Regions from separate parts of the Mus musculus genome. Here all the other regions are linked to region 2. Evidence: chromatin loops called from intact Hi-C (ENCODE). Cell type or tissue: heart. All regions are shown on one strand.

Evidence for each region. A loop is a pair of places that touch in the nucleus more often than their neighbours do. Peaks named below come from ENCODE experiments on the same cell type or tissue, not always from the same donor. Only the 100,000 strongest peaks of a DNase experiment are listed, where the experiment ranks them.
Region 1: it touches region 2 in a loop (7-fold over the local background); 7 of 42 quality-filtered maps call a loop at or near these places.
Region 3: it touches region 2 in a loop (4-fold over the local background); 3 of 42 quality-filtered maps call a loop at or near these places.

Annotation. Positions count from the first base shown.
Region 1 is chr1:128,100,520-128,108,519 of GRCm38, forward strand. It overlaps Zranb3 (zinc finger, RAN-binding domain containing 3), which reads right to left and starts at 1,952. Exons shown (of 21, transcript NM_027678.3): 1 at 1,734-1,952. R3hdm1 (R3H domain containing 1) reads left to right here and starts at 2,787. Exons shown (of 27, transcript NM_181750.2): 1 at 2,787-2,964. It also overlaps the pseudogene Gm29383. In heart, a CTCF peak has its summit at 3,198; DNase peaks (open chromatin) are centred at 1,892, 2,302 and 2,652; H3K4me3 peaks cover 3,282 bases; H3K27ac peaks cover 2,632 bases.
Region 2 is chr1:127,771,079-127,779,078 of GRCm38, forward strand. It overlaps Ccnt2 (cyclin T2), which reads left to right and starts at 3,086. Exons shown (of 9, transcript NM_028399.1): 1 at 3,086-3,307; 2 at 4,023-4,104. The coding sequence starts at 3,150. 2900009J06Rik (RIKEN cDNA 2900009J06 gene) reads right to left here and starts at 2,976. Exons shown (of 2, transcript NR_045298.1): 1 at 2,850-2,976. In heart, a CTCF peak has its summit at 3,259; DNase peaks (open chromatin) are centred at 2,303 and 2,973; H3K4me3 peaks cover 4,120 bases; H3K27ac peaks cover 3,275 bases.
Region 3 is chr1:128,239,457-128,247,456 of GRCm38, forward strand. It overlaps Ubxn4 (UBX domain protein 4), which reads left to right and starts at 4,681. Exons shown (of 13, transcript NM_026390.3): 1 at 4,681-5,096. The coding sequence starts at 5,015. Gm41949 (a long non-coding RNA gene) reads left to right here and starts at 5,103. Exons shown (of 2, transcript XR_878509.3): 1 at 5,103-5,186; 2 at 5,307-8,000. In heart, no CTCF peak of the experiment used is centred here; DNase peaks (open chromatin) are centred at 4,785 and 5,345; H3K4me3 peaks cover 2,098 bases; H3K27ac peaks cover 1,795 bases.

The DNA.
Region 1 (8,000 bases), 330 kb after region 2:
GCAGCATGCACCAGCTGATATGAGGATTCCCAACACATCCACAGCAGAGGACTGCAGGGTCTGGACTAAGTGAGAGAAGATGCATCTAACCCTCAAGAGACTGGAGGCCCCAGGGAGTAGGGAGGTCTGGTGGGGTGGGGGCATCCTCTTGGAGATTGGGGGTGGAGGGAACTATAGGATGAGGAACAGTCAGGGGGCGGAACAGGATGGGGATAAAGACTGGACTGTAAAAAAACCTAACAGGTCATTCTGCAGAGGGCCAAGAATAATGGGCCAGTGGTTCACTTGCTGCTTTTGCGGAGGACTCAGGTTAGATTTGTAGCACCTAGAAGGTGGCTCACAACCATTTGGAACTTCTGTTTCAGGAGATCCAATGACTTCTTATAGGCATGTACATGGTGCACATACATGCACGCACTCAGACACATAAAATAAATAAACCTTTAAGAAAAAAACAAAACAGAACAAAAAGTAACACCTTTTTGCTAGGCATGGTGGTGACAGCCTTTAATCCCAGCATCCCGGTGGCAGGGGAAGGCTGAACTTTTTGAGATTCCTAAACATTTGAGAAGCAATGGTTTAGAGTTGAAAGTGAGGCTGGAACACAGTGACAAAGCACATTATCCAGCAAATGCAAGGCTCTCGGTTTGTCTCCAGCACTCAAAAAAATAAAAGACATACTAAACACCCTTAGCCCTTTTGGGGCTCAGATTAAATATTCAGTAATATGATTGTCATTATTACTACATATTGACTTCTACTCTGGAAGGACTTATGAAAAAAATCCCAACTAAGCATTTATGGACAATGCTAAGTTATCACTTGAAACTCTAACTCCTAGATGGGGATGATGCCTTCTGTTTAATATTCATATAGCACACACACACACTTGCACACACACACGTGAAAGTATTATATTGAAAAGCAAAAACATTTATTTTCTTTAAAAAAGTAAGAGTGTTTTGTCTGCTTGGAAGTTGCAGATATATTTCTGTCTCTGGGATTGCACTAGTTAGGACTCTCATCCACATAGTATATAAAACACCTCTTAACAGTTCTGGACACAGACTTAATACTTCAATAAAAATAATGAAAATAGAAAGGAATGGTTTTTAAATCTAAAAGTAGAAAGCAAAGAGGAAACCAAATCAACACACAAAACATAACTATGAAGATGCTAAATTTGGAGATATTAAAAAGACCAAGTAACATAAATTTTGCTTAATCTTTCTAACTCGTTTTAAACAAAACTTACCTTTCTGTGCACTCTTCAATCCTTTAAGCCTAGTATATTTACCACTAGTGTAAGTGCTCAATAAATATTTATGAGAAAAGTAGTAAGACAAAGTCTCCATAAAAATGATGGAGGAGACTTTTTTTTTTTTAAGATCCTGTTCAAAGGCAACTTCTGACTTCTGGGGACTATTTGTATAAATGGGAGGAATTAGTTCAGAATTTCCAATACCTTCCAGGACATGAACCTATGCTGCTTCACAGACAGTAGCTAAAGGCAAATTAAAGCATCCTCTACAAACTCAAGAGTGAACAGATCTGATAAACACTGGCTCTGCAAGACTAAGTAGCAAAGTAGAAAATTACATTACAGGCTCGAGAATTACACCCATGCCATTTCATATTTCTGGATGGGTTTTTTTAGGGGGAGGGGGCAGTGCGGGGGGGGGGGTTATTTTAGACAAGGTGAATTCTGTAGTCCCAGCTGTTTTAAAACTCACTCTGTAGCCCAGGCTATGAACTCGCGGCGACCTTTCAGCTTCCAGCTGTTACAGGCATCAGCCACCACGCCCGACTGTTACCCACTATTTTCTTATAGCGCAATTAAAGTGCAGTCAATTTCCCATCTCTTGCCCTATACAGTCCGCCAAAATGCAGCACTAGCTTCATAATCTTCAACTCCCGCCAAACTTTTTGCAAGCGTCTTCAACTAAGCGGAAGTGACGTTAAACGGATGACCTAGACTTGGAAGAGTTCAAATACCAGCACTCTAAAACATTGTAATGTGTTGAGAAAATTCCCAACCCTGTTATATTCTCCTTCCTTTAGCGATGCGAAAAGACCTGACTAGAACCTTGCGACTTCATTCTCAACTCCAAATTATTCAAAAATTTCCTCTTACTCATCTAGACAAGGAGGTTACACCGTAACCTCTCAAGAACTACAATTCCCATGAAACACTACCGGAAGCAAAATGAGGAAAACAGGGTCTCAAAGCATCTTGGGAACTGTAGTCGCAGGAGCCAAAGTGCTCAGAAGCCCTGCCTCCACCACTAAGACTGGAGGAACCAGGTGTTCAGCCTGGAACCCGTTACCGCTAAGGGGCGGAGCCACATCCTTAAAGCCTTCCTCTCATCTTCCCACATGAACGACAAAATTGTCCTTTCATCCTTAAAAAGCTCTATAATCATTCCCTGAAGAAAGAGAGTTGTCTACCACATCTCCAGTGATTAAAATCGCCCGGAACTCGCCCACCTCAGGATTCTACTCGTGGGAAAGGTGGCTCTTTCACAAGTGGGCAAAATGGCTGTCCTCCTAGCTTTATCATTGGTTGACTCTTACGTCGTTCAGGGACGACAACTTGCCCGGGATTGGTTCTTTTTCTTTTGTGGGTGGAGATAGACTTAGTCCCGTTCTCCCGCTGTCCCGCAGTGATAATGGGGGTGGAGCGAAAGTGGTTTTCAAACGCTGATTGGATAATTTGTATGTCACTTAATGTTGACCTAGCGTATGAGGTAGGCTGCTTTCCGTCAACGCGACGGAGAGGCGGGGCCAGTGCGTGGTGGGAAGGGGCGGGATTCTGCCGCCGCGGCTGCCGCTGGAGCCGGTGTCCGGGCTGGTGATGGGGTTAATTCCCTTCCGTGAGACTCTACCTTGCAACCAGCCGGCCCCGCCGTCGCCCCGCTGTGCCGCGCTCCCGCCACCTCCTCCTGCTCCTTCTCAGTAACGCGGGTAAGAGATGCTGTCCCCTCCCCCGCGGCGCCCCGGGAATAACGCGCTCGCTCCCCTCCCCCGCCCGCCAACCGGTAGCGCTAACGGAGCGGGAGAGTGAGGCAGCCGGGGAGCTAAGCGCTGAGGAGACGGCGTCCCTCCCCTCTCCTCCGGCCCGCCAGGGGCCGTCGGGTTCTGAGGCGAGCCCTCTAGTCGCCTCCACCGCGCGGTGCCCGCCGCTTCGCTGGGGGCCATGTGCAGCGCCAACCCCTTGAGGCCTAGCGGGGGAGCTGGGGACAGGTTCCCGAGCGTCCCTGCTGCAGCTGCTGCTCTTGCGAGCCCTGGAGATCCGGGGAGGACGGAGGGGAAAAGCAACATAGTCAGGCCAGGCTGGAGCAGGGACCGTTCGCGGAACTGTTCTCCGGGGCCTGGACCAGATGCCCGGGGCTGATACCCCCGCTCCGGGGAATTGTCACACACACCAAAAGGGAAACAGCACGTCGTGCCCGTACTGCCCGTACTGCTAGAAAAAACACAGTGGGGAAATTAGCAAGAAAGTTGAATGACTGTCAGAGCCTTGGTCGTTGATGGACGAACCTACGGGGGACGTTATGATGTAAATCCCCCTCCCCCCTTTCCATCCCTGTATATTAGAAGTTTTTTTTTTTTTCTTCTTGTGGTTATGTACCAGAGATTGTCACTGTTGTCTGAAGTTGCTTTTAAGGAGAAACAAAATTGGGTTTGGCTGTTGTGACTTCTGTGAATTGGGTCCTGAGAGAGCAAGTCCCCTAAACTAGTTAGAGGTGAAGAGGTATCTTCCAAAGCAGTGCTGCTTACTAAATAATAAGGTGCATTTCTGAAGAGGTAAAAATAGAATTTCTAGCATGAATGAATACACACAAACACACATATCCCACTCCTAAGGTTATAGTTTGGCTGGGTCACGTTAAAGAATCTCATACCATACTCCCCTTTATTTTAGATTTTTTCCCTGGACAGGGTCTCTCTGTGTAGCCCTGGCTGTCCTGGTACTCACAATGTAGACCAGGCTGGCCTTGAGCTCACAGAATCCACCTGTCTCTGCCTCCCAAGAGCTGGGATCAAAGGTGTGGCCCCCCATCGCCCAGCTAAAGAAACCTCTTAAATTTAAATGTCATTGATTCCAAGAGCATCGAGTCATAAAAAGATGAAATCAACCTCGAAGCCCCTTCCTTATAATACTTGAATCAGTAGAGTTCATGTAGCTACCCATTTAACTGAAGAAATATCATTCTCTTCAGATTTTATGTCTTTATATTTTAGGGGATTGTCTTATAATTGTATCAGATTTTGATAGTGTGCCCATCTTTTCAAATTCCACTCTGCTTTTTCAGCCTAGGAGAATATGACTTTAGTGGACCCTGTAATCTATAATAGGCATGGCTACAGACCACCCCATTTCTAAGATTTATTTGTTTTAGAGAGAACACTGGTTCTGAATAAACAACCTATGCTTTGACTAATAGACTATTTCTTCTGGGTCACAGAAGTACCTTAGGAATCTGCCATGTTCTCAAAATAATGCAAGTAGATACAGAAGTAAAATAGATCCATTCACTTGGATTAAGAAGGAATCTGGTTATGTGTTACTGATTTTTTTAATGTAGTACATAGCTTTTGAAGATTAGTTCCCTCAGCTTCTCCATTGAGTCCCCATAGCATACATTCCCTAGCATAGTTCCCCAAACTTGATAATTAGTTGGCAATTTATGCAGTGATATATTTAGGTCTCATGAATTCTTTGTATGGAAGGTCTGATGAAAATACAGGGGACTACATTCTTTTACTATTTGTGGGACCATTTTATGAGGCTAATCTAACCTAACCTCGGTTAATAATGGGGAGGATAATGCTTAATCTATGGAGCTGTAAATAGACTATGTAAAGCTACTAGGATTGTGTCTCACATGTATATATTTGTTACATTAAGTTTTTATCTTTGTTTTCTCATTTTCATATTTAGAGAATGAATTTGCTGTTCATATGCAGAGTATTGTTGCAGTCTCAAAAATCTCTTCTACTGTTGAGTGTTAATGTACACAGTGGCTTAAAACAATATCTCATAGCCAATTTTTTTGTTTTTGTTTTATTACATTTACTGGGGTACGGGGCGCAGCACAGAAGTACCATGATACATTTTAGGAGGGTGGAGGACAGTGGTAAGGTTAGGAGAAATCAGTTCTTCTTCTATCCTATTGGTCTCTGGGATTGAACTCAGGTGGTCTGATTTGAAGGCCAAGTGCCTTTATGCACTAAACCATCTTGCTAGCCTTTAGCCATTTTTTTTTTAAGCAGACAGAATATATGAAATTGGTCATTGGGTATCAAAGAGAATTTTGTCATACACAGTATCTTTTTTCCTTTTGTTTAAAATTTCTGCGTTTGGAACATATTTCAAATAGATTACCCATAATAAAAATGTGCTTTGTGTTTTAGTGTTTTAGTAGTAAACTAGGGTTGTTGTCCTGCTTTACTTTGTTAATATGTTTCAAGGTCTAGTTTACAGTTGCTTTTGGACTCATTCTGTTACCAGAGAAACCAAGTGACTGATACAAAGTTAAGACTGAGAAAGTTATCTTACCAGACTGTTGCTTTGTGCTCTTGAGGTTTGTTGGTTTTATTTTTGCTATTTTTTTTTCCTCAATGCTAGGGATTGAACCTTTCACCTCATACATGCCAGCAAGTATTCCAACATTGAGTTAAATCCTTGCTCTTTAGTTCCTACTCCATTGTTTAGCAGTCCTTGGGTATTTTTTTTTCTTTGAAATACCATATTCCTCCCTGTTCCCAAGTATATTTGAAAGTATAGTTTTCACACATAAAGGTGTCCTTGGAGTTGGTGCAGCCGAGCCAGGTTTCGATTAGCATGCCAACAGTTGTGTTATGAAGTGTTGCTGGTACTATCCAAGATTGACAGCATCTACATGGTCACATGCCACTGAGTTATTGAGCTCTGTGTACTTGGGTGCTTCTCTAAAGGGACTTACCCAGTAATTAAAGAGGTTTTTGTTTGAACTGACGTTTTAAATATCCAGTTATAACCATTTGGGTTACTATTAAGCTGCAATTCTTATAAACAAGGAAGTGTAGTAAGAGTTGTGTATGCTAAAGACTAATGAAACTATAATATTCTGTTCCTACTTGAAGTAGAAAACTTCCCAATTAACCCTTCCCATGACCTGTTGTAAAAATGTCCAGCACTCACATGTCATAGAGGTGGATGTGTTTCCAAGTGGAAATGAAAATTTCGGATTGCTCTTGTTGCAAACCACAGAACCAGCCCTCCATTTCCCATTCTTGCCTATAGGAAGAATAATTTATTTATGGTTTTAGGTAACTAAATTGGCAGGTGATAGAAAAGGAAATGTATTAGTTTTTTCCCATATAATACTAAATGTTAAAAAAAAAAAAAAGATTACATTGCCTGGCACTTAATCCTTTGAGCTCACTATAAACTTTTATTAGTAATACAAACATGCATCATGCACCAAATAACATAATAAAATTTCTATCAAATTAACTTGGATCCTTATATAAGGGCCTGGCTAAATTAAGTAAAACAACTTGCTTATATCTGGTGTTAACTTACATATGAATATATATAATCTCCACAATGCAGTTTAATAAGTCAGTGATGGACAAGTGAAATAAGTTCTAAATCATGGCTCAAAGCTAGTTCTCTGCCTGAATTTCCCTGCAGTTTGTTTTATTTCCAGGTTTTGTTCTTTACTGTTGTGCTGCCCACCCATTCTTAGTGTTCACACATACATTAAGGTAAACAGTTTCCTTTAGAGTTCTATTGCTCTTTGCTTTGTCAGTTGGTAGGTTTGTACCTTTTCGGGGAGTGGAAGGAGGATGTTTCATGGCAGTTTCTCTGTGTAGCCCTTGCTGTCCTGGAACTCTCTTTGTAGACCAAACTGGGCCTCACACTTTAGAGATCCACTTGCCTCTGCCTCCTGAGTGCTAGGTTTAAAAACACGTGCACCATGCTTGGCAGTTTATACCTTTTTAAAAGTTATTTCTTATTATGTATATGGATGTTTTGCCTGCATGTATGTCTCTGCACCTCTTGTATGTCTGGTGCCCTCAGGTCAGAAAAACTGTATAGGATCTTCTGGAACTGATGTTATACACTGTTGTGAACTGCCATGTGGCTGCTGGGAATTGAAGATGGGTTCTCTAAAAGAGCACTCAGTGCTCTTAGCGCCTCAGCTGTCTTTCCAGCCCTTGTGACTCTTCTTAATTTTTACCTGTAAACTCACTTCTCAGGAAAGCATTTTTGAGCCTCTTATTCTGTAAATACTAGATCACTTAGCATTTTTGGATGGGAGCTCTTTGGGCTTCTCCATTTATGTCATCTATAACTTGGTGTAATTTTCTTTTAAAAGAAATTAAATGAAATTATTTGTTTGTGTTTCTGACTTTTAGAGGTGTAATCTGATGTCTGATGCAAGGAAAGTTCTGCCATTTGACTTATGCCAATTTTAGTTTAGTGACAGATTGAAGCTGACTTTGTAGTTGTGCTGGTAGCTTTACTAACCTCTTCTACATGAAAGGGTTCCATAACTACATGGTTGTGTCTCCTTGCAATTTGAGGTACAAGTTTAATCAGCTGCAGGTCATTATACTAAGGGATGATCTAGAATATAAAAATAAAATGAAAAGTTCTAATATGAAATTAAAATTTTCTGCATGTGTGCAAGCTTAAATAGTGTTAGACTTTTTTAAATCTTGAGAAAGGAATTTTCTTATTATGGAATTTCTGTTTAAAATTAGTAATTGGGTTGTTGATTTCTGGAAATAACTCCAATGTCCCTCACTGAGTAAGTTAAACTGTGGTGTATCCATACCATCTATGTTTGGAATACTATGCAGCAATAAAGGGGCCCAAGTTGTAGCTATAGTAATAGCTTGGGTAGACCTCAAAGAAAATATGATAACTTAAAAAACAAAAATCTTAAGCAGTTACATACCATATGGTTCTGTTTATGTAATATTCTTGAAATGAGGAAAATAGG
Region 2 (8,000 bases):
ATTAAAGGTGTGCGGCACCACTACCCAGCTCATATTCATCTTGACAAGAACTTTCTTCCACGTGCCAGAGAGGCAGGATGATCAAGACACTGGGGCTACAGCTGTAAACAAAAGGGGTGAGATTTCTTTTCTGCAATTTGAGAAGTAAGAAGCTTTAAGGAGGAGGAAGGAGAATATGGAATAAGAGAAGGAACAGGACAGAGGGAATTATTCTATTACTGGATACCTTCAAGACATTAAAGATGTGATGGCAACTAGGAGACAGATGGGAAGTAAAATGTTCATTTGTAGAGCCAAAGAAAGCCTCTCTAAAGAGGACTTTGAGACTAAATGAGATTGGCTGGCCATGAAGAGACTTCGTGCATGGCAACAGTACAAAGCTGCTGAGGCTGGGGTGCGATAGTAGCTGGAGATTATGGGCAAGCAAGCGTGGAAGGAGAGGAAGCCAGAAATGTGGCCTGGTCAGTAGGCTGTAGTGAAACATTTATATTAAATCTTATAGGAAGCTGTCAAATTTTGTTCCTAGCAGAATAGTAGATATTTAAGCCTTGTGGCAGGAGAGGTCAGGGCAAGGAAGACTACTGTGGATGGACATGAGAAGGTAGAGAGTCTTAGGGTACAGTGACAAGATCATGTGAAGCCAATTATAGAAGTGCTACGGAAAGCCAAGGTCAGTTGTATCAAAAAGGAATGCAAGCTGGGGCTGGAAAGATGTGGCTCAAAAGCTCCAAGCATTTTCAGCTCTTTCGGAGGACCCAAGGTTTAGACCCCAGCACCCATTATGTAGCAGCTCAGGACTCAGGCCGCAGGAAATCTGGCACCACTGTGGGCACCATGCTTACATGTAGTGCACATTCATACATGCAGGCACTCAAGCATACAATGAAGACGTGTTTAAAATGTAAAGAAGGAGTGAAGCTTCAATGCTCAGTGGATAAAAGTGACTGCCACCAAGACTGATGATCTTAGTTCAATCCCCATGGTCCACGTGGTAGGTGAGAAGAGTCCTCAAGTCAACTTCCAACCTGTACATATGTGCTTTGGCATGCCCGCAGCAACATGTGCCCTGCCGCAACATGCACAACTGAAGAAAACAGAAAGGACAGATCTGCTTACTGTGTGTTTCTTTTGTATTGTATTATATAAGACACTTCGTACAATATTGAAAGGAGTCAACAGAGAGGGCACAGACTTGCCTTGTCCTTAATCTTATATGGAAGCCACCTTAACATCAAGTGCCATGCTGGCTGTTGTCTTCTGTAGATGTTATAAAGTTGAAAAGCTCTCCTCCATTTCTACTTTTCTCTTTTTTATCATTAGGACTGAGTGTTGTAGAAAGGCACTTATAGAATGTTACTTTAAATCAATCTAGGAACATCTAGGTAACAAGATGAGAGATCTTGTTATATCTATAACAAGGTATTATTTAGGTGGCTGTTCACAATAACCACCTACAATAATCAAAACACTAGCATAGCACAATAGAGCAGGCAGTAGGCTGAGGCAGGAACCCCCAAATCCTGACAAATGAAAGCCTCAAGTTTTAATCACAAACACACTAGCCCTTTTATTTATTTTCATTTTAAGGAATTTTTAGATAGGGTCATTTTCTTTACAGCTGTTTATTGTGCATGAGTGTGCACACGCATGTGTGCCACTGAGCACGTGTGAAGGTTAGAGGACAATTTGTAGCATTTGGGTCTTTCCCTCTACCATATAGGTGGGGAGTGAACTCAAGTTGTCCGGCTTGGCAGCGTTGCCTTTAGCTGGTCGGCCATTTCAACAGCCCTCGTTGGCTTTTTAAAAGCCAGTTTTCGATAACTGACTGCAGTCTTCAGAAAATACTTAAAAACTAAAGTGTAATTTGGTCATATACAATAGGCATTAACTCAGAGGCAGATAACATGTAAACAAATGAGTGGTGCTTCCTTACAAAAAGATGGAAATAAATCATCAGTTATAAGAGACCTTACTTTATAAAATCCTAAACAATTTTTTTCTTAGCTTCTCTTGCACTCATTTGTTAGACTGTTGGCCTAGTATGCCTAAGGCCCTCTGCTCCAGCACTTCAACCAAGATGCGGCACACCAGCCTATAATCCCTGCACTTTGTTTCTGGACAACCTGAGTTACAGCGTTCTGCTTCTCCCCAACCATCCCCCAATCTCAACCCGCAGAAACCACACAGACCTTCAAAACCATACACCCCATCTGGATGGAAGGCCTAGAGAGTCATGACCTCCAATTATTAACTTCATATTGTTTGACAGGTAACTTAATAAGAAAGATATCTGCAGAGTGATGCCACTGGCCTTGTAATCCCAGCACTTCCGAGGGGGAAGCAAGAGGACAGTAAATCCAAGGTCATTCTTGGCTACAAGAGTGAACACAAAGCCAGTCTGGGACACATGGCACATCGTTTTAAAACAACCCATACCCCTTGAGTGGCTTTAGGTTTAAAGTAACGTTTTAAAGGCGCATGCTCCCCAACATCTACTAGCGATTTAAAAAACAAAACCAAAAAACCCAGAAGACACTGTTAGTTCACTGCTAGAATTAGCGTTCTTTCCTAGCTAACTCCTCCGGAGGGTAGCCATTCGTGGACACAGGAGTCAACAAAGCTAAGAAAATACACCCACCAACATGTAAGAAAATGGAAGCTACAGCACGAAGCCGAGACTAGAAAAGCCTTTTCTGACTTTAACGCACCCGCAAACTCACAGACCACAAAATAAACCGTTTAGTTGAAAGCTAACGTCCAAGCCCTATTAGGCAGCCTCAGGACCTCTTCCCTGTTCGCCCCGCCCCTTCCCCTTAGCCCCTCCCAGATCCAGCATGCACCGCGTCGACCTTTTCTTTCCGAGTGACCCCCACTTTACGGCGTCTCCCAATGACAAGAGGCGCAGAGCATTGTGGTCCCGCGGGTCCGAGAGAGAGAAAGGGGAGGGAGGCCGGAAAGAGAAAGCAAAAGACCAGCGCGAGCCGGCAGGGCGGGTCCCTGCGCGTGCGCGTGGGTAGCAGCAGGCCCGGAAAAGGCGTGGCCCACCCTACGGAGAGCACATTGGGGCGGGGCCTCGACACATTGGCGCGGAGTCCCGGAGGCAGGCGGGGAGGGGGCGGGCTCAGGGCGCGGGCGGAGGAGGAAGTGTCATGGCGTCGGGCCGTGGAGCTTCTTCTCGCTGGTTCTTTACTCGGGAACAGCTGGAGAACACGCCGAGCCGCCGCTGCGGAGTGGAAGCGGATGAAGAGCTGTCGCATCGCCAGCAGGCGGCCAACCTCATCCAGGACATGGGGCAACGTCTCAATGTGTATCCTTTTTCTAGTTGCGGCCCTGCGTCCCACACGCCCTGGTCGCGCTCGCCGGGTGACCGGGCCTAGTGTCCCGGGAACATGGCGCCGCTCCCTTTGCCGTCTTTTGATCTCGGGAAAGACACAGAGAAAGCTAGGGCCCGAGCTGCCGTGGCGAGCCGGAGAAAGAGGAGATGTGCCGGGGAAGGCGGGCCGGGAGCCCGCGTTGTATAACCTGTGTTTGGGAGCGCGTGATGCGGGAGGGAATAGCAGTGCTTCCCTGGCGAGAGAGGAGGAATCCGGGATGAGCAAAGCCAAGGGGCGGCCCCTTCCACTTTCGGAAGTCAGAAAAGGCCTTGAGACGTAGAGAGGTCGCAGATGTTCCACGGAAAGTGTTTTCCGAGGCTTCCGTGCCGGCTCCAGGGCGGCTCTGTTGCGCCGGGGGAACGCACGTAGATGTTTCATGTTCTTTGGGTGTGTGGCGCGCGCCTTTCGACTACTTTATTTCTACTGTACTAAGCTGTAACCTAATTGCAAATAATTCCTGGGCTCTCCCTACGTAGCGTATTAGAATAATTTGGCATCCAGACTGATTTCTCTTCTCCCCGCAGACTTTCTGCATACTTTCAGGTTGAGGATTGGATTTGAGTAAATGGAAAGGGGATTTTTCCATTCAAATTGATTTAGTTTTTGGAAACATTTTGCTTAGATTATTTTCTAAACGTTGCATCCCAGCTCTCAGCTTACAATAAACACTGCGATTGTTTATATGCACAGGTTTTATATGCACCATTCCTTCACCAAATTCAACAGAAATGTAAGTACTGTTTTATTGTTTTAGACGCCGAATGTTAAAATGAGTAGATAATGCGAAAACAAGTTAGTTGATCGTTGTTTTTACTTATAAATTGAGCGTTCTACGTTTACTATAAATGTGAGTTATGCAATAAACGTTTTGCCTCGTGCAGAGGAGTGTGTGTGAGAGAGAATTTTATTAATTAAGCTGTAAAGCACAGTGTTAGCCTTTTGTTGTTGGATTTGTTGGGGAGGGGGGTGTTGTTTTGTTTTGAGACAGGGTCTCACTTGTAAGTCTGGCTGTCCTGGACCTAAATATGTAGACCAGGCTGGCCTTGAACTCAAAAGAGATATCTACTACCTCTGACTCCCCAGTGCTTGGGATTAAGTAATGTGCCACCAAGCCTGGCGGAGAAACAAACAAAATGTTTCTTAACTCAAAAAGCGATAGTGTTTTGCTCATGTAAAATTTGCAGTTGGGGTGATTTATATTAGAATAATTTAAGTACTCAAAACAGAATAGTTTGTTTGGGCAAGTGTAGTCCTTGGGAAGGATACATTTAATTGTGTAGGGTTCTTTGTTTCAAATGGTATGAATTGAGTCTTGCTTTGAAGTAATACTTTAATTTCTCTTTATAATTTGCCTTTTATTAGAATTTTTATAGTGTTATTCTGAAAGGCACATGTAGGACTAGGCCATGTAAGGACTTAATGTTCTTTGTGGATAGTTTGTGGAGTTTAGGCTCCCAATTGCTAAGGAAACAGTTTTAGAAAAGTTTCTTACATTTTTTGCTTTTGAAATGGCAGAAATGTTATAGTTTAGATTAATTCCTGCTTTAAATTCAGTTGATCTTAAGTCTAACCTGGTTTATCAAATTTGCAAGTTGTTTTTGTCTGAGACAGTGGTTTGTTTTTGTTTTTTTTTTTTGTTTTTTTATAACTGTGGGTTTTGCAGTCCCTGTTCTTTTAATCTGTTTTAATCTGTTTTGAGTCTTGCTCTTTCTGGATTATTTTGTATCATTCTTAGGTCAATAGTGGTGTTGTAGAGAAGAAAAGAACCTATTTATAATGCTTATGCTAAGAGAATCCAGTTTTAATTTCAGTTCTCTAAAAGTAGCAGTGAATTAGTGAGCACTAAGTAACCTTGGCTTTTTCACAGTAGTCCTGGATCATGCTGGTAGAAAGTACAAGTCAAAATCGTTGTGGAAATTCTTTGCAGAGCCGTAGATGTCCTATTTTTGCGAATGGGTTTGCTTTTCTATTTTCAGTATAAGATCTCGCCACATGCCTTGCTTTTTAAGCCCTTCCTTTATTTGTTTTTGTGTCCTGGTTTGTTTGCTTTAAGCAAACATCCTTCTCAATGGTAGAATCTGTCTCTTCAAATTTGCCTAGTTAGCACAGGGCACTTGCATGAAACACTTGGACTTACAGTCGTCTAAAAGTTTGTTTGCCTTCCGCATAGGAAGGAGGCTTGAGTGCTTAGTCTTTCCTAGCAGGGTAATTATCTGTTTGGGGAAACAACATCATCCCTCTCACCTCAATGTCTTTCTGGCCTGTTTTGGCAGCTTAAAGGTGGTTTTAAATACTGTATCAGTAGCATAGCCTCAGTAGTACTTCCCACACACCTGATCCTTCAGTGATGATCTCAGATTGAACATCGGTCATGTTTAAATTCATATTTTCTTGCATTCTTGAGAATTTTTTTCTCAGATTATAATCAAGTGTCATTTTTTAAAAACCCTCAAGTATCATTTGATAAATTAAACCCAACAGAGTAAGAAGCTGAGATGCCAGAACAAACTGTAAGGTCTTAAACTGTCATGCATCCATGATGCTAAGGTATCCTTCAGTATTCAGTGCTTTGTTTTAGTGTCTCAGATTGACAGATTTAAAAGTAAAGAAGCATTTCTGTGCTTGTTTATTTAAGAGTTGGAGTCAATCTTCGCCTGTGTCTGTCACCGAGTAACTTGTTTTTCAGTTGTCAGTTTTCTTGGAGAGTCCAATCATTCTAAGGAATAGGTGACTGTATATAGCTTCAGAATAAAACTATCTTTAGGACTGGTAAATAAAGAATATCCTTCTTGGATCAAGTTTAAGAGAAATCTAGTGAGCTGGTGAGATGGCTTAGGAGGTGCTTGCTGCCAAGCCTAATAGCCTGAACTTGATCTGTGGGACACACAGTATAAGAATCTCAATCTCTCTCTCTCTCTCTCTCCCTCCCTCCCTCCCTCCCTGCCTGCCTGCCTGCCTCTCTCAAACACACAAAAATAAATATAAAAGCATGTTTTAAAGATTTATTTATTTATTTTATGTGTATAGGTGTTTTGGTTGCGTGTGTTTGTGATATATATATATATATTACTGTGTGCACACCTGTTCTCTGCAGAGGCCAGAAAAGGGCGTTAGATCCTCTGGAGCTGGAGTTATAGGTGGTGGTGAACCATCATTTGGGTGCTGGAGACTGAACCTGGGTCCTCTAGAAAAACAGCCATAACCACCAAGCCATTTCTCCAGCCCTATAACTTTTTTTTTTTTAAATCAGTTTAGGCCAAGTAGTGGCTGCACATATCTTTAATCCCAGCACTTGGGAGGTAGATGCAGATGGATCTCTGTGTTAGAGGACAGGCAGGGCTACACAGAGAAACTTGTCTTGAAAAAAAACAAGGAGGGGGCTATCAGTTTAGTAAATTATAACAGCCCTAGCCCAACAGTGTCTAGAGTATAACCTGAGGTCACAGCCCTTTTTATCTCCGTCTTAAGAGACTGGCCCAACTTCTCTGAGAAATGGTTTATTCTTTTAGTTTTATTCATTGCAGGGTTTCGCTCTTGCCCCAGCCTCCCAAATGCTGGGCTACTGAAATGGCACCACATCTGACTAGTTCACTTTAAGTTGCATTTATTTCTGGTCAAATCCAAGAGTTCCCTTAGTATTGGGTTATATAGAGCATGCCTTTTCAAAAATCTTTGTTTGTCATGGTCTGCTCTCTAACACCTTTTAAATAGGTGTGCTTCTGTCTGCCTATCTATTTTGGTTTTCTAAACAGGGACAAGGAAGACAGCAGTAGACTCATTAACATGGAAGGGGGAAAGCTCAGGGCTTCAACCCTAGACAAAAAACTACAGCCTACCAAGGACTGCTGAGAGTGGGAGACGTGGTCGTCCCGGGGAAGAGCACACCAACTGGTTATCCAATAGCAAGTGGTCAGCCATGAAAACACACACATGCCAGTATCACATGGACTGAGGAGGTTGTACGAGCATTTAGGAATATGCACACACAGCAAAAACTAAAGAAAAAGAAGCCATGACTTTGAGGGGTGGTGGTGGTAGATGGGAGGTAATGGAGGGACAAAGGGGAAAGAAGAATTATAAACTCAAAAAAAATAAAAAAGAAAAAAATCCTTTTTTTTTTTCTTTTCTTGCTTTTTTTAACTTTTTGGGACAGGGTTTTTTTCCGTGTTGCCCTGGCTATCCTGAAACCCACTGTTTAGGCCAGGCTGGCTTCAAATTCACAGAGATCTGTCTGCCTCTGCATCCCAAATTCTGGGATTAAAGGTGTGTGCCACCATGCCTGGCCATTTATTCTTTATGTGCATTCTCTGTGAAGGTGTCAGATTACGTAGAACTGAAGTTGACAGCTGTGAGCTGCCATGGGTGCTGACAATTGAACCTGGTCCTCTTAACCACTGAGCCATTTCTCCAGCCCCATAGAGGGTTTCTTAGAACTATCACTGCCTTCTGCACTCAGACCTCCCTGTAATATACAAGCTTTAATGCGTTATAGTTCTTCCTGTATAAGTACCCAAGAGAACATTACTGAGTTAGGAGGGGTAAGTACTTAGAACCAATAATCTTCAGGGATGAATATTTTGACTTATGAGACTACCTCAGCTTCATATTTTATTCATATACACCATT
Region 3 (8,000 bases), 470 kb after region 2:
TAGTCAAGGGGGGGGGGGGTTGCTCATAATGCTTTTTGAAAAGAGATTAAAGTGTTGTCACCAAGTAAAGCCACCATAGACTTGAGAAGACTGAAATACAGGTGTCACAAGGCAAAAGAACAGGTAGAAACTCCTAACCTCTGTATATACATTTCACTTGAGACTCAATTCAAGTCAAGCATAGTGGCTCGGGCCTCAGCTCTCAGGAGACAGGCATGATGGTGGTCAGCCTGGTCTACAAATAAGACTGTCCCAAAAATAATAGAATAATAATTCTGGACCAGCAAGATAATTCATCAGTTAAAGACACCTACCACCACCCCTGACTAATGGCTTCACAACTCAGAAATGTCACAGAACAAACTTCCTCTGGCCTCCACATGAATACCATGGCAGGCATGCTACCCATATTGCAGTACATACATACACACATGAAGAGATAAATATAATTTTAAAAATAATCCATTGATATATAGCTAAGCTATATTCCTATATTCACGAAGTTTGAAGAAATTAAACATAAAATATGGTCATCACAGTACACACATCTATAATTCCAGCACTCAGAAGGTGGACACAAGGATCCAGAATTAAAGATATCCTCTGAGACTCTCGAAGAGATAAAACAAAACTAGGCATGTGTCGTGGCTAGAACAATAGAGGTCAGTTTATCCTATACTATAAAACATACTTGAATTGGATCATATAATATCTGAATTCACTTCCTATGAAAACCATTTTCATTAAAAAGCAATTTGGGTCTCTTAAGTTAGTACCATTCTGAACACATGATTTATGATGAAGCCTTGTGCTAGTCTCTGTCATTCCCACTAATTCTGTTGCAGAGTACCCACACCACTATACTACCCACCTATAAGTCACCTTGGAGCTGCTCTGCATTTTTTTTTAATTATTTACTTATTTTATGTGTGTGAGTACACTGTAGCTGTCCTCAGACACACCAAAAGAGGGCATCAGATCCCATTACAGATGGTTGTGAGCCATTATATGGTTGCTGGGAATTGAACTCAGGACCTCTAGAAGTCAATGCTCTTAACCACTGAGCCATCTCTCCAGCCCTGTATTGTTATTCTTTATTGCTCTGTATTGTTTCCTAGTTTTGACCTTACAGCTCAAGAGGAGTGATGCTGGGAGCTGCTAGAGATGTCATTCAGAATACATGTGATTGAAGAGAATTGAGTTGTCCTCTGGCCTGTTTGAGTTTACACCTACCTTAAATAATAAAAATTTTTAAAAAGTTCTGGGCTGGGGTCTATAGATGTATCAAAGGTAGAGCCCTCTAACCTCAAGTGTCTTAGTCAGGGTTTCTATTCCTGCACAAACATCATGACCAAGAAGCAAGTTGGGGAGGAAAGGGTTTATTTGGCTTACACTTCCATACTGCTGTTCATCACCAAAGGAAGTCAGGACTGGAACTCAAGCAGGTCAGGAAGCAAGAGCTGATGCAGAGGCCATGGAGGGATGTTCTTTACTGGCTTGCTTCACCTGTCTTGCTCAGCCTGCTCTCTTATAGAACCAAGACTACCAGCCCAGAGATGATCCCACCCACATGGGGCCTTTCCCCCTTGATCACTAATTGAGAAAATGCCTTACAGTTGGATCTCATGGAGGCATTTCCTCAACTGAAGCTCCTTTCTTTGTGATAACTCCAGCTGTGTCAAGTTGACACAAAACTAGCCAGTACACTCAGTTTACACACTTCACTTGAACCTCAAAATAATTCACACCAGGCATGGTGGCTCAAGCCTATAATAGTTCTCAGAAGATAGGCATAATGGTAGAGCAAAAGTTCTACATCAGCCTGGTCTACATAGAAAGTGTCTTTTCTCCAATAACTATAATAAAACGATAGTCCTGGACCAGGAAGATGGCTCATCAGTTAAAGGCACCTGCCACCATGCAGTTGAAGATGAAGTTCCCAGCACCCACACCAGACAGCTCTGAAATACCTATAACTCTAGCTCCAGGGATTGTGTTTGGATATGCTTGTATTTTAAGATTAGTTTTATTTTCATGTGCCTGTGTTTATGAGTACCCACAGAGGTCAGAAGGTACTGGACTCCCTAGCTGGAGCTGGAGATAGCAGGAGGCTATGAACTGCCTGAGATAGGTATTGGAAACTAAACTCTTCCCAGAACATTTATTCTTTTCTACTGGCATTTTCCAGTTAATTTAACTCAAAAAAATGATTGTTGTTAATAGTGTGTGTGTAGTAGGTGCACATGCATGCAGGTGTCCACAGAGGCCAGAGGAGCTTGTGAAATTATAGACTGTTGTGAGCCACCTAATGTAGGTACTCACAATTGAACTCAAGTCCTCTGCAAGAGCCATATGTGTGTTTGAACATGGAGCCTATCTCTACCAAGCCCCTCTGTTCATACTTAAATATGACCTTCAAGAAGCCAACTTCTCTTTATATGCCCCAGTACAGGGGAACGCCAGGGCCAAAAAGGGGGAGTGGGTGGGTAGGGGATTGGGGGGGTGGGTATGGGGGACCTTTGGGATAGCATTGAAAATGTAAACGAGGAAAATACCTAATAAAAAAAATTAAAAAAAAAAAAAGCCAACTTCTAGGCCAGGCAGTGGTGGTGTATGCCTTTAATCCCAGCACTTGGGAGGCTGAGGCAGACCGATTTCTGAGTTCGAGGCCAGCCTGGTCTACAAAGTTGAGTTCCAGGACAGCCAGGGCTATACAGAGAATCCCTATTTCGAAAAACTAAAAAAAAAAAGGAAGAAGCCAACTTTTTCAGCCCTTCATGAGGCATTCCTGGTGAACTATAATTAATGACTTGGTGTAAGTTAAAACATTCTGTAGTTCCTCTTCTCTGCCATTTATTACAGTGGCAATTACAGGAGTAATTGCCCTATTTATTGCTTAATGTTTTACTGCTGGCCAGAGGAATGTAATCCTTGAGGTGGTTCTTTTGTTTACTAAGACCTCAACAAATGTTTGTTCAGTGGTTAAGTTTAGAAATGATCCAGCAAAACTTTGAATTCTGAAAAGTACATGCATAATTTCCTTAAACAGGATTTGGGGCAGGCATTCAGAAACAATAGCTAACATCTGTAAAGCACTTAATTGCTACATAAGTAACAAGTACTTGCTAAACACAAGGGTCTCTGTGTGGTCACATAGCCTAAAGGGTAGGTTCCCTCCAAGGCTCCAATTGACTAGTGAGACAACTGAACTGTCAGAGAGGGAGTTGTGCTAGTAATAAATGGAGGTGCTCACGAACTGGGGTAGCTGTTTCCACGTCCTGCCACTAATGCTGCTTTGTATTAGTCACTTGTATCTGCCTTCGAAGCAGAAAAGGGATATCAAAGTAGTTAAATATATATATATATTTGAAGGAAGATAGGAGAAATTGGCCAATTTAAGCCAGATTAGATTATATTAAAGGCAGGTTTTTGGGAAACCGCTCTCGGTCGGCGAGTTCACTGGCCCCAAGGATCAAGGCCAAGGAAGTTGCCACCAGGGAGAGGGGAGCAGCTAGTGGAGGAAGATATATAGTAAGAGAGAAGGGGGGGGAGTGGGAATGGGCAAGGAGAGAGAGAGAGAGAGAGAGAGAGAGAGAGAGAGAGAGATCTGGACTGGGAAGTTCAAAGTTGGAGGCAGGGTATGGACTGAGGGATGCTGGGAGAACCTGGAGGCCAGGTCTGCTTTGGTGTGGAAAATATGCACCTCAGTCCCTTGTCCCCAAGTCCGAAACCAAACACTAGAAACTTGTGCAAATGTTTTTTCTTCCATTTTGATTTCGTATGCATCCATAAACCTTACATAGTTATTAATTTATTTTCTTACTGGCCTATACACAAGTTGATTCTACTCCATTTAGACTTTCTTTACTCTATCACTCAAGGAAACAACAGAAATATTTTCTTTACATGATATTCATACAAGTTAAGTACAGCCAGCCAAGATGGTACACGCTGGATGGTACAGGTAGGAGGATTGTCTTCACAGAATTAAAAATAAATAAGTTTTTTCAATAGCATAGCATAGTGGCTGAAGGTTTTACAATGTGATCCAGTTAGTAAATGCACATTATAGCCAAAAGCCAGCATTCTGCCACTTCGCTTACCCTTCAGATAAGGGGCCTATGTGGTACTGCGGGGTGGGAGGCGGGCGAGGAGGAACACTGTTGTACCTCTAGCCGGTCTTTTTCTTTTGTTTGTTTGGGGTTTTTGGTAAGTTGGTTGGTTGGTTTTTGTTTGTTTGTTTGTTTGTTTGTTATTCAGGGTCTCTGTACAAATCCTGACAGTCCGCGGAACTCACCTTGTAGACTAAGCTGTCCATCTCATACAGGCAGGCAGGCCTCTGCTTTCGGATTGCTGGGATTAAATGCGTGGTTTGCCACGCCCCTCTGAATCCCATCTTTTTCACAGGGTCAAATTAAATAAAAACCAAAGGCTTCGGGTCAAGCCCCGTAAAGCTTGTTTATTTGTGGAGCAGATTGCTTGCAGAAGTCAGAGGGTGACAGCAACTCGATACCTAGCATTTACTCTTACAGCGTTGATGTGCTCACTATGCTCACTCTCGCCATGCTTTGAGCCCACAGTTTACCTTTCCGCAAATTAACAAGCCTCGGAAGACTACAATTCCCAGGAAGCCTCACTGCAGGCGACGTCAACGTGCCGTAGCGGTTAGTCATCCTTCCTGATACTTCCTTCCACTTCCTGGAGTCGGAACCCGAGGCTTCGCGGGGGCGCGCACTTACGGACTTACCTAGCCGACCAGGCACCGGGGCGCGCGACCCCTGACGAGGAGTGTCGTCGTCACGTGACACAGGGGCGTACTTTTCTTGCCAAGCGCGCTCCGGTGCGCGTCCCCAGGGGGTGGCTGTCGGGCGTACGGGCTGGCTGGGTCCTCAGACCGGGGCCCGGATTAGCCGGTGGTTGCCGGGGCCACGAGGCCAAAGAACCAGGAGGGCGGGGTCGGCTGTGGCACCGCGGCGACGACACACCGAGCGAGCGCCTGGGCCTGAAGGGGACGATGCTGTGGTTCCAGGGCGCCATCCCGGCGGCCATCGCGTCTGCTAAGAGGAGCGGCGCGGTCTTCGTGGTGTTCGTGGCAGGTGACTGGGGAGAGGGCCCGAGAACGGTGGCGCTTTGATCTTGTTCTGGATTCTCGTTAGCGTCGAGTGAGCTAGGCAGGAGGAGCTAAGGTGGGCCGGGCTCAGACAGCCTAAGACCCTGTCGCCCAGTCCACTCGGTCTCTTCGGGGCCGCTCGTCTCCTGTCCGGGCCAGTACAGCTTTTTTTTTTTTTTTTTTTTTTTTTTATAAGGCTCCAGGCTTGCTCCGCTGCGGGGCCGACCCAGACGCCAAGCCTCTCCAGGCCGCGGGCGGGCCCAGTGCCACTTGGTGCTTCTGGGGTCTGTTGGGGACTCCGGCGTGACCTGTCTGCATCTGTGTGGGAAGCGCGTCCAGGCCCTGTCCCCAATCACTGAACCCTGCGAGGAGTCGCGCCCTGCAGGCCTTGGCAATCGGGTTGTCGCAGGCAGACCCCCCCCCCCAAGACCCCCAGCCCTGGTGTTCCCCTTCTTGGTCCTCTGGGATCTCCTCTTCTGGCAGCTTGGACCTTTTAATTCTTGGTGTGCGGGTGTGGTTGGGACAGGCCACTAGGCAGACAACTGGGTCTAGAAAGTTGTGAGCTGTCAAGAAAGCTGTGTCATCGGTAAGCCACAAAGAAACCACCTGATGTCTTAGAATGTTCCCGAAACATAAACTTGAGCTCACAGATGGTACTCTTTTATCATAGTACTCAGAGGGAACTGAGGTGCAATAATTACTTTATTACAAGTTGACCTTTTTTTTTTTTAACTTTTAACATAGTTTTTAAAGTACATACTCAGTCCTGATTCTTCCTCTCTTCTAACCTAAAATGTAGTTTTCCAGACATGTGCCAACTCATTTACCCCATATTGCTCTAAATCAGTTGGTTCCATAGCCTCCTGTTTTATTGCTGAAGTCTTGTATATCCGCAGTCAACCATCTGCTTCTATAGTTTTGTACATTCTTGATACATGGACCAGTTTGTGTGACAACTATTAATCTGAAGTGACAACTATTAATTTCTTCAGTCACTTGTGTTCAGTAACAGTTACTCATAATTGACCCATGGCTTTTAAGAGTTCTGTAACTTTGTTCATCTCTGTGGGAAAAAAAAAAAAACTGACATGTGAATTTGAGCATTTTAAATTTTAAATGTCTGTTTTGTTATGCTAACTTTTCAACTTGATGCTTGCTGTTAATTAGAAAAGCATAAATTACTTAGGCTATATTGAATTATACTTTAAATTAAATTAATAAATTAATCTTGTAATCCAGTAAGAATAGTAGTCACATGAAAATGGAAAGAACACGACATTGAACTCAGGTTAGAAATTGAACTCAGGTCATCTGAAAGAGCAGCTGCTCTTAACCACTGAGCTATCTCTCTAGCCGCAGTTTACAACATTTTAAACTGTGTTCCACACAAAATTTCAATAGTTCTGGGGGGAAAGGTAGTTTTATTGTCTTGTTTTTGTAGTTGAACCACTTAGGTCCAAAGTTGTAAGTAACTTGGGCCAGTCTCACAAAAACTGTTTGCTTGGTTTTTCTATTCTAGGATTTTTGGGTTTCTTGTGTGGTATTTTATTTGGTTTGGTTTGGTTTGGTTTTTTTTTTTTTGAGACAGGATTTCATATAGCCCAGGCTGACCTTGAAATCCTGATTCTCTGCTCCCAAGTGTTGTGATTACAGACGTGTGCAACACAACAGGTTAACATTTTTACATTTTAACAGTCAGTGTTGGGGCTGAGTGTACAGAGTCTGACTATAACCTTGACTGGCTTTGAACTCACAGAGATCAGTCTACCTCTTCCTCTACCTCCCAAATACTGGGATCAAAGGTGTGTAGGCCCTTACTTTGTAGTGTAATGCTGGCCCCAAACTCACAGTTATCTTTCTGCTTCAGACTCCCAACTGCTTGAATTATAGGTGGGTGCTACCATATCTGATATTTTTTTGGGTTTTTTGTTTGTTTTGTTTTTAAGATTTATTTGTTTATGTGTGTGAGTACACTGTAGCTGTACAGATGATTGTGAGCCTTCATATGGTTGTTGGGAAATGAATTTTTTAGGACCTCTACTCTAGTCAGCCCTGCTCAGTCAGTCTCTGCTTGCTCCAGCCCAAAGATTTATTTATTATTATACATAAGTACACTGTAGCTGACTTCAGATGCACCGGAAGAGGGGGTCAGATCTCATTACAGGTGGTTGTGAGCCACCACATAGTTGCTGGGATTTGAACTTGGACCTTTGGAAAAGCAATCATTGCACTTACCCGATGAGCCATCTCGCCAGCCCCGGGTTTGGTGGTTTTTTTTTGTTTGTTTGTTTGTTTTGGTTTGGTTTGGTTTGGTTTTTTTTGGGGGGAGGGGGGGGCGGGTTCGAGACAGGGTTTCTCTGTATAGCCCTGGCTTTCCTGGAACTCACTCTGTAGACCAGGCTAGCCTCCAACTCAGAAATCTGCCTGCCTCTGCCTCCGCCTCCCGAGTGCTGGGATTAAAGGTGTTTAGTCCCAGCGCTAGGAGGCAGAGCTAGTGGATCTCTGAGTTTGAGGCCAGCCTGATCTATAGAGGGAGTTAAAAGACAGCCAGGGCTACACAGAGAAACCTTGTCTCAAGAGAGGAGGAGAGGGGCTGTGTGATGGTACTCACCAGCATTTGTCGGGCAGAGGCAGTCAGAGATCTATGAGTTCAAGACCAGCCTGGTCTACTAAGTTCGAAGACAGCCAAGGCTGAACAGAGAAACCCTGTCTTAAAGAAGAAGGAAGAGAAAGGAAGAAGACAGTTATAGGTTATATGGTAAAATAAGTCAATAAAGAAATGAGAATTAGGATCATGATATCCATGTTTTTTAACAGAGTATGCAATTGATGGTACCTAAACATTCCTAAAAAACAATAAAAGTTCCAAAAAATTTCCCCTTTATGGGTA